Regions from separate parts of the Mus musculus genome. Here region 2 is linked to region 1. Evidence: chromatin loops called from intact Hi-C (ENCODE). Cell type or tissue: heart. All regions are shown on one strand. Links, peaks and the distances in the headings refer to the core of each region. The heading gives the core; the rest is flanking DNA.

Evidence for each region. A loop is a pair of places that touch in the nucleus more often than their neighbours do. Peaks named below come from ENCODE experiments on the same cell type or tissue, not always from the same donor. Only the 100,000 strongest peaks of a DNase experiment are listed, where the experiment ranks them.
Region 2: it touches region 1 in a loop (2.1-fold over the local background); 4 of 42 quality-filtered maps call a loop at or near these places.

The regions. Positions count from the first base shown.
Region 1 is chr12:80,504,663-80,510,036 of GRCm38, reverse strand. Gm26777 (a long non-coding RNA gene) reads left to right here. Exons shown (of 5, transcript XR_381753.4): 3 at 1-1,728; 4 at 2,084-2,168; 5 at 2,318-2,886. It overlaps 2310002D06Rik (RIKEN cDNA 2310002D06 gene), which reads right to left and starts at 2,831. Exons shown (of 3, transcript NR_045490.1): 1 at 2,790-2,831. In heart, for the core only: no CTCF peak of the experiment used is centred there; DNase peaks (open chromatin) are centred at 2,866 and 5,086.
Region 2 is chr12:80,600,811-80,606,184 of GRCm38, reverse strand. Galnt16 (polypeptide N-acetylgalactosaminyltransferase 16) reads right to left here. Exons shown (of 15, transcript NM_001081421.2): 15 at 2,287-4,490. The coding sequence ends at 4,353. Among named protein-coding and RNA genes, the nearest start is that of Gm23817, 19 kb to the left of the region's middle. In heart, for the core only: no CTCF peak of the experiment used is centred there; a DNase peak (open chromatin) is centred at 2,424.

The sequences.
Region 1 (5,374 bases), core at 133-5,132:
ATAACTGATTTCTTTCCTGTAATTACTAGTTATTAGTAACACACAATTGTTCACTAGAGAAAAAAATAAAATCTGTATCTAATTGTATTTCCTTCTATCTCTGAATCATTTATCTTTACAAAGACCACTACCTAAAAGTGGAGGGAGCTGTAGCAATTGGGAAGTGGGACACCTGCCATCACCAACCTGGTCATCCTGGAGAAGTAACACACTTGGGCCTCTTGCATTTAAAATGGGACTTTGTTGGTGGGTGTTAATGCACACTGGTGATCTCAGCACTTGAGAGGCTGAGACAGGAGGACAGCTGTGACTCTAAAACTAGCCCCACCCCACCCCCACCCTCCAAAAGGGAAGGTTTAGAAAGATGGCTCACCAGTTAGCAGTAATATTGTTCTTGCAAAGGACCCAGGTTAAAATCCCTGCCAGGCAGTGGTGGCGCACGCCTTTAATCCCAACACTTGGCAGGCAGAGGCAGGTGGATTTCTGAGTTCCAGGCCAGCCTGGTCTATGGAGTAAGTTCCAGGACAGCCAGGGCTACACAGAGAAACCCTGCCCTGAAACCACCCCCCCACACACAAAAAAAAGTAAAATCCCAGCACCCACAACTATCTGTAGAGTGCATTCCTACATGAAATAAGTCTTTAAAAGAAGAGCAGTTCTTTGTCTCAAGTGCACTTAAAATGGCCTTTCTAGGACTGGCATTTTAAGATTTCACTTGCTTAGTATTTAAACGATTTCCTGTCCTGGAAAGAATTACTAGCACTAATCTAGAATGCACTTTTCTTTGTCCTTTGATTTCCCCCAACATCTTACACATACACACACACACACACACACACACACACACACACACACACACACCTGGATGATTTATAATATTCTACTTGATCAAGAATCTGGAACCTGAGATGGGAAGATTAAGATTTTCAGTGGTTAAAGTGGTTAAATGTAATCAAGAGAGCTGGATTTCAGAGCTCCAGATTCCACATAAATGCCAGATGGGGCATGGCAGCTTGCCTGTAATTCTAGTGTTGGAAGGAACTGGGATCCCTGGAGCAAGCCCCGGAGTTCTGGGTTTGAGAGACTCTGCCTGGAAGAACAAGGTGGAACACTGAAGAAGATTCCCAGTATCAACCTTGCACCTTGACATGCATGTGTAGAGATATCTGTGTGAACCTGCACATATGTGAACACAAATACTCATGAAAAAAAAAAGAAGAAGAAGAAAAATAAGAACTTGACATCTTTCAGATTATACCAGACCTAGAAAGGAGATACTGGACAAAAAATAATAATAATAATTCAGAAATTGGGGTGTTCAGGGATGGCTCTGAGGAGGACACCTGGGGATGGGAATGGGAGCAAGTCTTGCACTGCATATACTTTTGTGCCTTTTTTCCCTTTCAGTTCCCGGAGAACAGGAGCCCAGTGATGGGACTGGACCCCTGCTGGACCATCCCCACTCTCCAGCCTGGAGTTGGCCTGGAGACGTTTGATGGATGCACACTGCTACTGGCTACTTGGCTGCAGGCACTCTACTGGGCTATCATGCCGCACAGGGATTCTACTGAGGCACTCTAGCAAAGGGCTGCCTCTCCACAGCTCCTGGACAAGCAGAGTCAGCAAAGGAGAAGCATACCAACCATAAATTCACCGGCCCCTACTATTTCCTCTCGAAGGCAGATTGCCTCTTTTTTGCTTTGTTTTCTGATGATGTGACATGAAGATGTAAGTATAAAAGAAAAAGAGGTACTAGAGCTAAAGTTGACTGGGGAGAAGGAGAAAGGTTCTATTTTCCCTGGCCGCAGCCTGCAGTGCGTGGCTCCATTGACAGAGCCAGGTTGCTGCATCTCAGACCAACTTCTGTGCCTGTCACCCCCACCCTCCACCTGTATTGGCGCCCCATCCGTTTTCCTAATTATTGAGCCCTTACCCAGCCTCCTCCTTCTGTCTTCTTTCCTTACCCAGCCTCCTCCTTCTGTCTCCTTTCCTTACTATAGCCTTAGATGGCAATGGCCATCACTTTTCTGTCCTTGTCTTTCTTTGTCCTACTCTGATTTCTTTGGTGCCGCTTATTGCACAGGCACATGGCCAAGAAACAGCTGCCATCACTGAGGTCCGTTTCCCAGTCTGGAACTGTCATTAGTCCACAGCTGAGACTGTTCAAGGTGGGTAATTCCCCTTTAACTATATCCCCACAGCCAATCACCTGCACTGTAAGTTAAAGATATCAGCTTCCCCCTATGAATTAGTTCTTACTAGGAATCTAGAGATCAAAGTTTAAACACCCCAAGTTATTCCTATGTCTTGTAAACAGGGCCCAGAATCCATATTCAATCTGGAGTGTCCTGGTAGCGATGAACCCGCTGGTTCCAGAGCCTGTCACTGCAGTGAGTGGACTCTCGGCTGTCTCACCAACTGCACACAAGCCCGAGAGGGCCTAGGCTGTCCTCCCTCCCCCCCCAAGGAGGCTGTGGGGAATGAGGGCAGGAGGACAAAAAGCTATGACAATCAGACAAGCAGCAGCAGACGGGGATGAGTATGTGCCAGCGCAGACGCAGACCACAAAGGCACAAGCAGAGATGGAAAGATAGAGGACACAGGAAAAACAGCTTCAGGGAGAGACAAAGCAGAGAGCAAAACCCAATAAAAGTGTAAAGAGCACTAAAGCCAGACAAGCCTGGGGAGAGACCGTGGAGTCAGGTCAACGAGGAGGGCAGGAGGCGCTGGAGTGGCGCTGGAGGCAAGAGCGTTGGAGCAACATAAATCTGTTGGGAAGGGTCACTCACCTTCCAAGCTGTTGTGCTTATTGGCTACAGCAAGCAGAATCTATTTAAAACAGACCAGGCACTTTGCCTTATTCTGTTTCCCTGCCCAGAAAAGGCTGGAGCCAAAGGCTGAGGGAACCAGTCCAGCAGCCACCACAGGTTGAGCGGGAAGAACCCACCCTATCTCCAATGACCTCTCCTTTCATCTCGCTGCCACCCCTAAGCCACCAGGTCACACTCAACTGTTAGCATACTGAACACAGCCTCCGAGCCTCCAAAACTTCCTTCAAGCTTGTCAGAAGGCAGACGCTGCTCAACTGTGAGGGCTGTTGTAAGGCCACACTCAGGAGGGCTGTTTGACAGCAGGCATGTTTTAGAGGAGTGAGGGATTGGGGTGGTCATATGGAGGAGAGGATGCCAGGGAACTGAGAAGACACCAGCAGCGCCACTCCCTTCCCTAAACTGTGTGTGAGTGTCTTCAGAAGTGTCAACTTGAAGCTGACCCCTAACCACCTACCACAGGGGAAGTGCAAAGTTCAGGAGGTGGAAATGGCCACAGAAAGTCATACCTGCTTCCTTCCCTCCTGGGGGAGGTGGGAAGAGAACCCCCCCCCCTTCCTGGGCTCTATGGCCAGGCTGGGAATATGGCTCAGTAAGGTTGTATGAGATTTATGTGTGTAGACCTTACTGTACAAATCAGTTTGCCTGAGAAATTGGCTTTTCAAAATAAATTTGAGGTCAACCCTATGTTCAAAGAGAAGGATGGCTTGGGAAAGTGAAGTTATCCCAGCTCGTGTTTGTAATTTTTCTTTTTTCTTTTTATGATTTTTCAGACAGGGCTTCTCTGTGTAGCCCAGGCTGTTCTGGAACGTGATCACTCTGTAAACCGGGCTTGGCCTGGAACTCAGAGATCTGCCTACCTCTGCCTTCCAGGTGCTGGGATTAAAGGAGTGCACCACTACCGGTTAGCATGTTTGTAAATTGAATCAGAATGTCTAGTTTTGAAGACCAGGAGAGGACCCTGTGTAGAGACTCGCCTGTATCTTGGTTTTAGGTTTCAGGGGCTAAGCATCACTTAGCAGGAATATAAGTGGATGTGCTATGGGAACTACTACTAAAGAATGTAGGGAATTTAGTGGAAAATTTCAAACATATACAGAATAGGAGGAGCTGGAGAGATGTTTCAGTGATTAAGAGCATTGGCTGTTCTTCCAGAGGACCTGGTTCCATTTCCAGCACTCAATGGTGGCTTATAACCCTTTGTAACTCCAGTTCCCAGGCATCTGAAGCCCTCTTCTCTCCTCTGCAGGTACCAGGCATACACATGGCACACACACATATGTGTAAGAAAACACCCATAAAAAATTCTATTCTATGTGCACATAGCACCTATTTGTAGTTAATAACTTACTAAAATCAAACTTCATGAACTGTTCTATAATCCCTAAGTGTAGAGAAATGCTTAGACTCCACTACCAAATCCTCAGCAACTCTGACTCAGACTTACAGTCTTAGTGACCTCAGCTTGGTGAATACATAATCTTCTGGTCCCTAGAGGTTTGTAACACAAGGACGGTTAAAACTCTTCCTGTTGCCGGGCAATCCCAGCACTCGGGAGGCAGAGGCAGGCAGATTTCAGAGTTCGAGGCCAGCCTGGTCTGCAGAGTGAGTTCCAGGACAGCCAGGGCTATACAGAGAAACCCTCTCTTGAAAAACAAAACAAAACAAAAAAAAAACAAACAAACAAACAAAAAAAACCTCTTCCTGTCCCCTTTTAAAAACCATACTAGGGATTGAACCCGGGGCTTCATGCTAGGCAAGTTCTCTGTCCCTGAGCTATGTTGCCAATCTTTATTAATTTTTTTTAATATTCTTTTAAGAGAGGGTCTTGGTATGTGGCCCTGGCTGGCTTGGGACTTGCTTAGTAGACAGGGGGATTCCCAAACGCTGGGACTACTGACACACAACAGGCTGGCCTAAATTCTAGCCCGTGACAGTTATATGGGCATACACATCTGTCAAAATTCATCAAGCTATATCCTTCAAATGTATGTCTTCTTCGAATGTATGTATGGCACCTACACTGCACTTCAATAGGGTATTAACAATAACCCCCAGTTCTGTGTACAAGCGAGTCAAAGCACCGCTGGTGTGAGGTGTGCTGGGCAGTCCAGAGGAAGCTGCTGTTTTGAGAGAACAATGCTCTTTGGGCTTTCGCAAAACTTGTTCTTTGGAACCTGCCACCACAGCATGTGCTTTTGGTTAAGCATTCCACAGCTGAAACGCAATTCTATGCTTAAATGCCGAGAGGATGAGGCAAAATCTTGGCCAAGGTCAAGCTCTACTGATGGCTGGAGAGGGGGGCGGCAGCTAAGTGCTCTGCACTTGTGCAACATTTCAAAAAGAAAAGCTAACCCCAAGCCATCATCTGCTCATTTTCTGAGCCAACTCTGGTCCTGCTCATTTTATCCAAGAGCTTAGAGGAAGCCATATGTGCTATGGCGTGGGCTTACAGACCTCCAGGCCCAAACACTGCAGTCTTGGTTTGAGAGACATTGCGCTAGACCAAGGCTTTCAGTGGGATAGAGCAGAAGATTCAGTAAGAG
Region 2 (5,374 bases), core at 164-5,163, 96 kb before region 1:
ATTCGGGGATTACAGTTAAGTGATTGGATGGATCTCAGAAGAGACCTTGAACTTTGAACTTTTGACATTGTTGATACTGCTATATACTATGGTGATGTTGGAAGTTGGACTAAATGTACTTTTTAAATTATGCTCGGGCTGGTGAGATGGCTCAGTGGGTAAGAGCACCCTACTGTTCTTCCGAAGGTCAGGAGTTCAAATCCCAGCAACCACATGGTGGCTCACAACCATCTGTAACGAGATCTGACTCCCTCTTCTGGAGTGTCTGAGGACAGCTACAGTGTACTTACATATAATAAATAAATAAATAAATCTTTAAATTATGCTATGGCTAGGTATGGCACCTATAGACTCATATGTTAGAACAAGCTTCTGGGGGCCAGAGAGTGGAATGTCATGGTTTGAATATGCTTGGCCCAGGAAGTGGCACTATTTGGAGGTGTGGCCTTGTTGGAATAGGTATTTCACTTTGGACATGGGCTTAAAGACCCTCATCCTAGCTGCCTGGAAGTCAGTATTCTGCTAGCAGCTTTCAGATGAAGATGTAGAACTCTCAGCTCTGCCTGTACCATGCCTGCCTTGGATACTACCATGCTCCCACCTTGATGATAATGGATTGAACCTCTGAACCTGTAAGCCAGCTCCAATTAAATGTTATAAGACTTGCAATGGTCATGGTGTCTGTTCACAGCAGTAAAACCCTAACTAAGACAGTATTTTTTTTAACTATTTATTTATTTATTTATTTATTTATTTTATGTATATGAGTACATTGTAGCTATACAGATGGTTGTGAGCCTTCATGTGGTTGCTGGGAATTGAATTTTTAGGACCTCTGCTCCCTCCAGTCAACCCTGCTTGCTCCAGTTGGCCCGGCATCATCTAAGATGGCACCTGGAGTGGTCAGGAAGCATCAATTTTAGAAGGATTGAGCATCTTATTGGCTCACACTACTCAACAAAGGGGCTTGGTATAGAGCAGGTGTGTGTGTGTGTGTGTGTGTGTGTGTGTGTGTGTGTGTGTGTGTGTATTTTTTACTGGCTTCCCCACCAGCAGCCACTGGTCAGGAAAATCCATGCCCTCCCAGCTGACCAGGCCTTAACTGAGTTTTTGTCAGGGAGATCTCTTACCATGAGAGAAGCTGCCTGGGCCCCTCCTTCCTGAAAGAGTGATGACTCAAACCAGCACAGGGGACAAACACCAGACAAGAGTTAGATGTGGTCATAGGGACATAGTGAACTCTAGCTTTTCCAGGTTTCCTTTCCTGGTCCCTGGTGGGAGAGGACCACACCCCTGCCAGAGCTGTGGAAGAGTTCTGAGGCCTCCAGAAGGGCAGTGGAGCTGTCTGGATAATTTCTCACAAATAAAAATGGGGAGCAAAAGGAAGAGCCTTGGTGAAAATCACAGCTAAGTGAGTGTGTGTGTGGCGGGGGGAGGGTGCAGGTCTGCAGGGAGCATTTGCATTCCATCAACAAACCAGCCAGCGAAACAGTCAGACAAAATGAAGAAAACTGAAGCCACACTCCAGGACCCAGGAACTGCTCTCTGCTGGACAAGCAAGAGGCTGACTCTAGCAAGCATGCTCCTGTGTCCCCAGCCCTTGAATGTCCTGCAGACTTATGTGAGGCGCATGTGTACAATGGGGGAGTGTGTTGCTAGCAACACTCTAGCCTGTCCATTGCAGTTTACATGCACACCAAGTCAGGACTTATTTTTATCTGGGTAGGTTCAACTTCTGATCAGAGAAGTGGTGGAGTTCTATTGGTTTCCATGGAAACTGTTAGGTAGAGCATCTGCTGCCCGATCAAGCAAGCCTAAGCTGGCAGGACTCTTCTAGAATGATTTTGCTGTTCTTACCCAGGAAGACCATCATGCCTGAATGCTTTCCTGTGTACAGAGCAAGGGGAAAGGCAGGTCTGAGGGGGCTAGAATGGCTCCTAGGGAAGAAAAAAAAAGAACTGTTTAAAGGCAAGCATGGTGGGATAGCCATATCTATTCTGAGGAGCCCTTGAATTTCTGTTTCTAAGCAGCAACAGGGCCTGTGTGATTAAGCAAGGAACTTGGGCTCAGTCTGATATTCTGCTTCCTAAGGTCCAGCATACCCTAGTAGCAAGGCCACCTCCTGGCTCCCTACAGAACTCCCCCGCCCCCCCGTTCCCCCAAGATCCAGGAGAGGATTCATTTTGAGCATGCTCTGTTTCATTCACTTGTACAGGATACAGACCTGACTCCCAGGCAGTAGAAGCTAGTTGAATGCTTGCAAAGTCTGAAATAAAGGCATCAGCCTATGTGGACATGTAAGAAGTGGTTTTATTCCAGGTGTGTTTCATAAAGACAATGTCCTCCAGGACAGCTTAGTGGCACATGCTTTGGCCAAGAAGAAAAGCAAACACAGAGTTGGACTGAGTCCCCGCACGGGACAGCTGCCAAGTGCTGAGCCGGGTCTGACCACAGGAAATGGGGAGAGGCCCCCATCAAGGCTCTCTGAGTAGCTGTCCTTACATTCACAGAGAGAAGCCCAGGTTCCTAGCCCCAAAGTCCACGTTGGGACAGGGCCCAAGCCTCTAGAGAAAAGCCTCTGCCTTAGCCCCAATGCTGTCCTGGACTTTGGCAGGACTCTTCCCAGAGGGTCACAGGATCCAAGGCCAGGTCTGTAAATAGCAGTGTGTATATATATAAGACATCGTAACAAGGTGGGCGAAGCTTAGTCACCGAGGTGAGGGGCCCCTGGGCTGAACCCAGGGGTGCAGACGTATTTGGCACAGAACAGCTGAGAGGATGCTGGTGAGAGCCAGAGGTGCAGGGAAACTGCTGGAGTACCCGCCAGAGTGGGCACTACAAACCCAGGACTTGGTTTCTAACACCTGGTGATGTACAGGCTGGGCCCAGCAGAGAGGGAGATTCGGGGCAGAGCCCCAGATAGCTAGCTGGTAGTGCTAATCCAGCGCAAAGGATCAGAGGCTTTGAAAAACCACGAAGCAGGGAAAATCCAGGCTCAACCCCCACCTATGTAATTGCACATGTACATACACATGCAATTTACTAGAGATTTCTCAACCTTCTCAAGTGTGTTGATTCCCTGTGAATATCTGGCTGCCTGGTTTATGAAAGACTGGGTGCTCCTGGGATAGGACTGGCCTTCTTAGGCAGACTTGCTTTGGGATAGAGACCCCAAGAATTTTGGGCTCTTTTACCCAAGAGCCATTGTGTAAGCCAATGGTGAGGAAAAGGACGGGATTCCAGGATGATACCAACCTATAGTCTCCGTGTTCTCAGTATCGGGAGAGGAGAGAGCAGGTTATTCTGTACACAGACAGGAGCCACTAGCCAGCTTCGAAACCCACTACAACCACTGGCCTTTGGTGAAGGGATTTAGCGCGGTGTTTTGACCTGGGTGACTCAGTCTCTACTGACTAGGAATGGTTATACTCCAGGAAAGGGGTCCAATTCTGACTAGCCACCTTGCCCCACAATGCAATGTTTACAGAGGCAAAGAACCTGAAAAAGTAGGAGTCCAAAACAGTTAGCAAAGATAAGGGTATTTCAGGGTGTATGACCAGTTAGTGGGGACACGCCCAAGTGTGAGGTCTTGGCGTGACATATGGCTAAGCGGAAGTGGAAATTATTCTACTTAATAAATTATACCCCAGATCCCTCTCCAGTTTCTTGCTAAGACTGTGGTCACCTAGGGGCTGCAGACATATGTTGGGCTTGGGACCTGGGGCTGGCAAAGCAGCAACAGGGTGATGATGTCCTGAAAAGAGACCTTGGTTTTCTGGCACTTCACAGTTGGCTGCTTCTCTATCCACGTTCTTCTGTGAATCTCCATCCTCTGCTCCCAGGCTGCATCCCTCCCTCGCTCACCCAGTGGCCGGAGCTTCTCAACCCTTCCTCTTCTCTAGCTGCCTTGCTTTCAGCCTCTTCACACACGATGCCACCTGTCCTCTTGTGTTGACTTTAGGCTAGCCCCGTGACCCAACTGGCCCCTTTGGTAGGTTTTGGTCCTCGTCCCTCTTAGGCAACAAGGGGAAGGCCCACACATCACTGTCTGGAGCCCAAAAAGGGCCAAGGGAGAAGACAAAGGGCCAGGAGCAGCTGCCAAGTCTCTGCCCAGGACAGCTGCATACTAACCATCTCCTCTCCCAGGGCAAGACTTGGGTGGCACAGAGGGCATGAAGCATGCCCCTGCACCCTGCCTGAACTAGCTTTGGAGAAATGCGTGGTAGGGGTGTGTACTGATGATCCGGTCGAAATGTGAGGAGATGGGAAACAGCCCGCTTGACACTCCCCCACCCTAACCCCTTCCAGTCCCCAAGTCTCATGCAGAAGGTACAGGAGGCTGGGGGCTACCATCATGTGTGTGGCAGCAGCTGCCATTGCTGGGCCTGGGCATCTGTCTGACATTTGCTGGTCACCAGCTGGGCAGGCTTTGTCTCCAGGCAGAGGCCGCTGACTGAATGCTGGATGAAAGATCCTTTCCTTCTCCATTTCTGGGTGGAAGGGAGAGAGGAAAGGAAGAAGAAAATGGTTTGAAAATAACAACATATGAGCTGGGGCTGGAGCTCTGTGGTACAGTGCTTACCCGACATGCACAAGGCTACACTCCATGCCCAGTTCAGGACTAAGAAGTAGTTTGTACCTTCATTTCATGAGCGTGCACACAAAACCACATACACCTACAACACACAGTGCTCGTTTGTTTATTTATTTGTGTGGGTGTGGGTGTGCGTGCTCGCGTGCTCAAGCGTGCATTTCCTACACGTGTGTGAGCATGTGCCTTCATGGAGGCCAGATGTTGATGTCAGTGTCTTCCTGTATAACTTTCTCTTATTTTTTGATACAGGGCCTCACTAACCACGGAGCTCATCAACTCAGCAAGACTGGCTGGCTAGCAAGCTGCAGGGATCCTCATATGTCCTGCTCCCCAGTGCTGAGATCCCAGGCTGTGCCTGGCCTCTTATGTGGGTGCTGGGGAATCCACACTGAGGTCCTCGGGATCACACAGCAAGCACTTCAACAGTGCTGCAGTCATCTCCCCAGCCCTCATCCCCCTTCATTGAAAACAGACTGTGTCCCTCTCTGGGTGCTCACTTCTGTGGTATGGGACAACTTACTACATAGATCAAAGGAAACAACACTCCCAGGGGCTGTGTCCAACCTGGAGCTGTTATTTTAAATCCCACCTTCGCTGTCACATAAAACACATCTCCAGTTTTTCTATGGACACTAGGCTCAGTTTCTATCAGATGGCTGGGCTGGGGCGCCCCCTGCTCTCTGCTCTCATCCATCAGCTCCTGGACTTGACTTTCCTCACCTAGCAGCTCCCCCACCAGTTCCCTGCAGAGACCGAGTTAGTGACCCGTGGCCTAGGGGA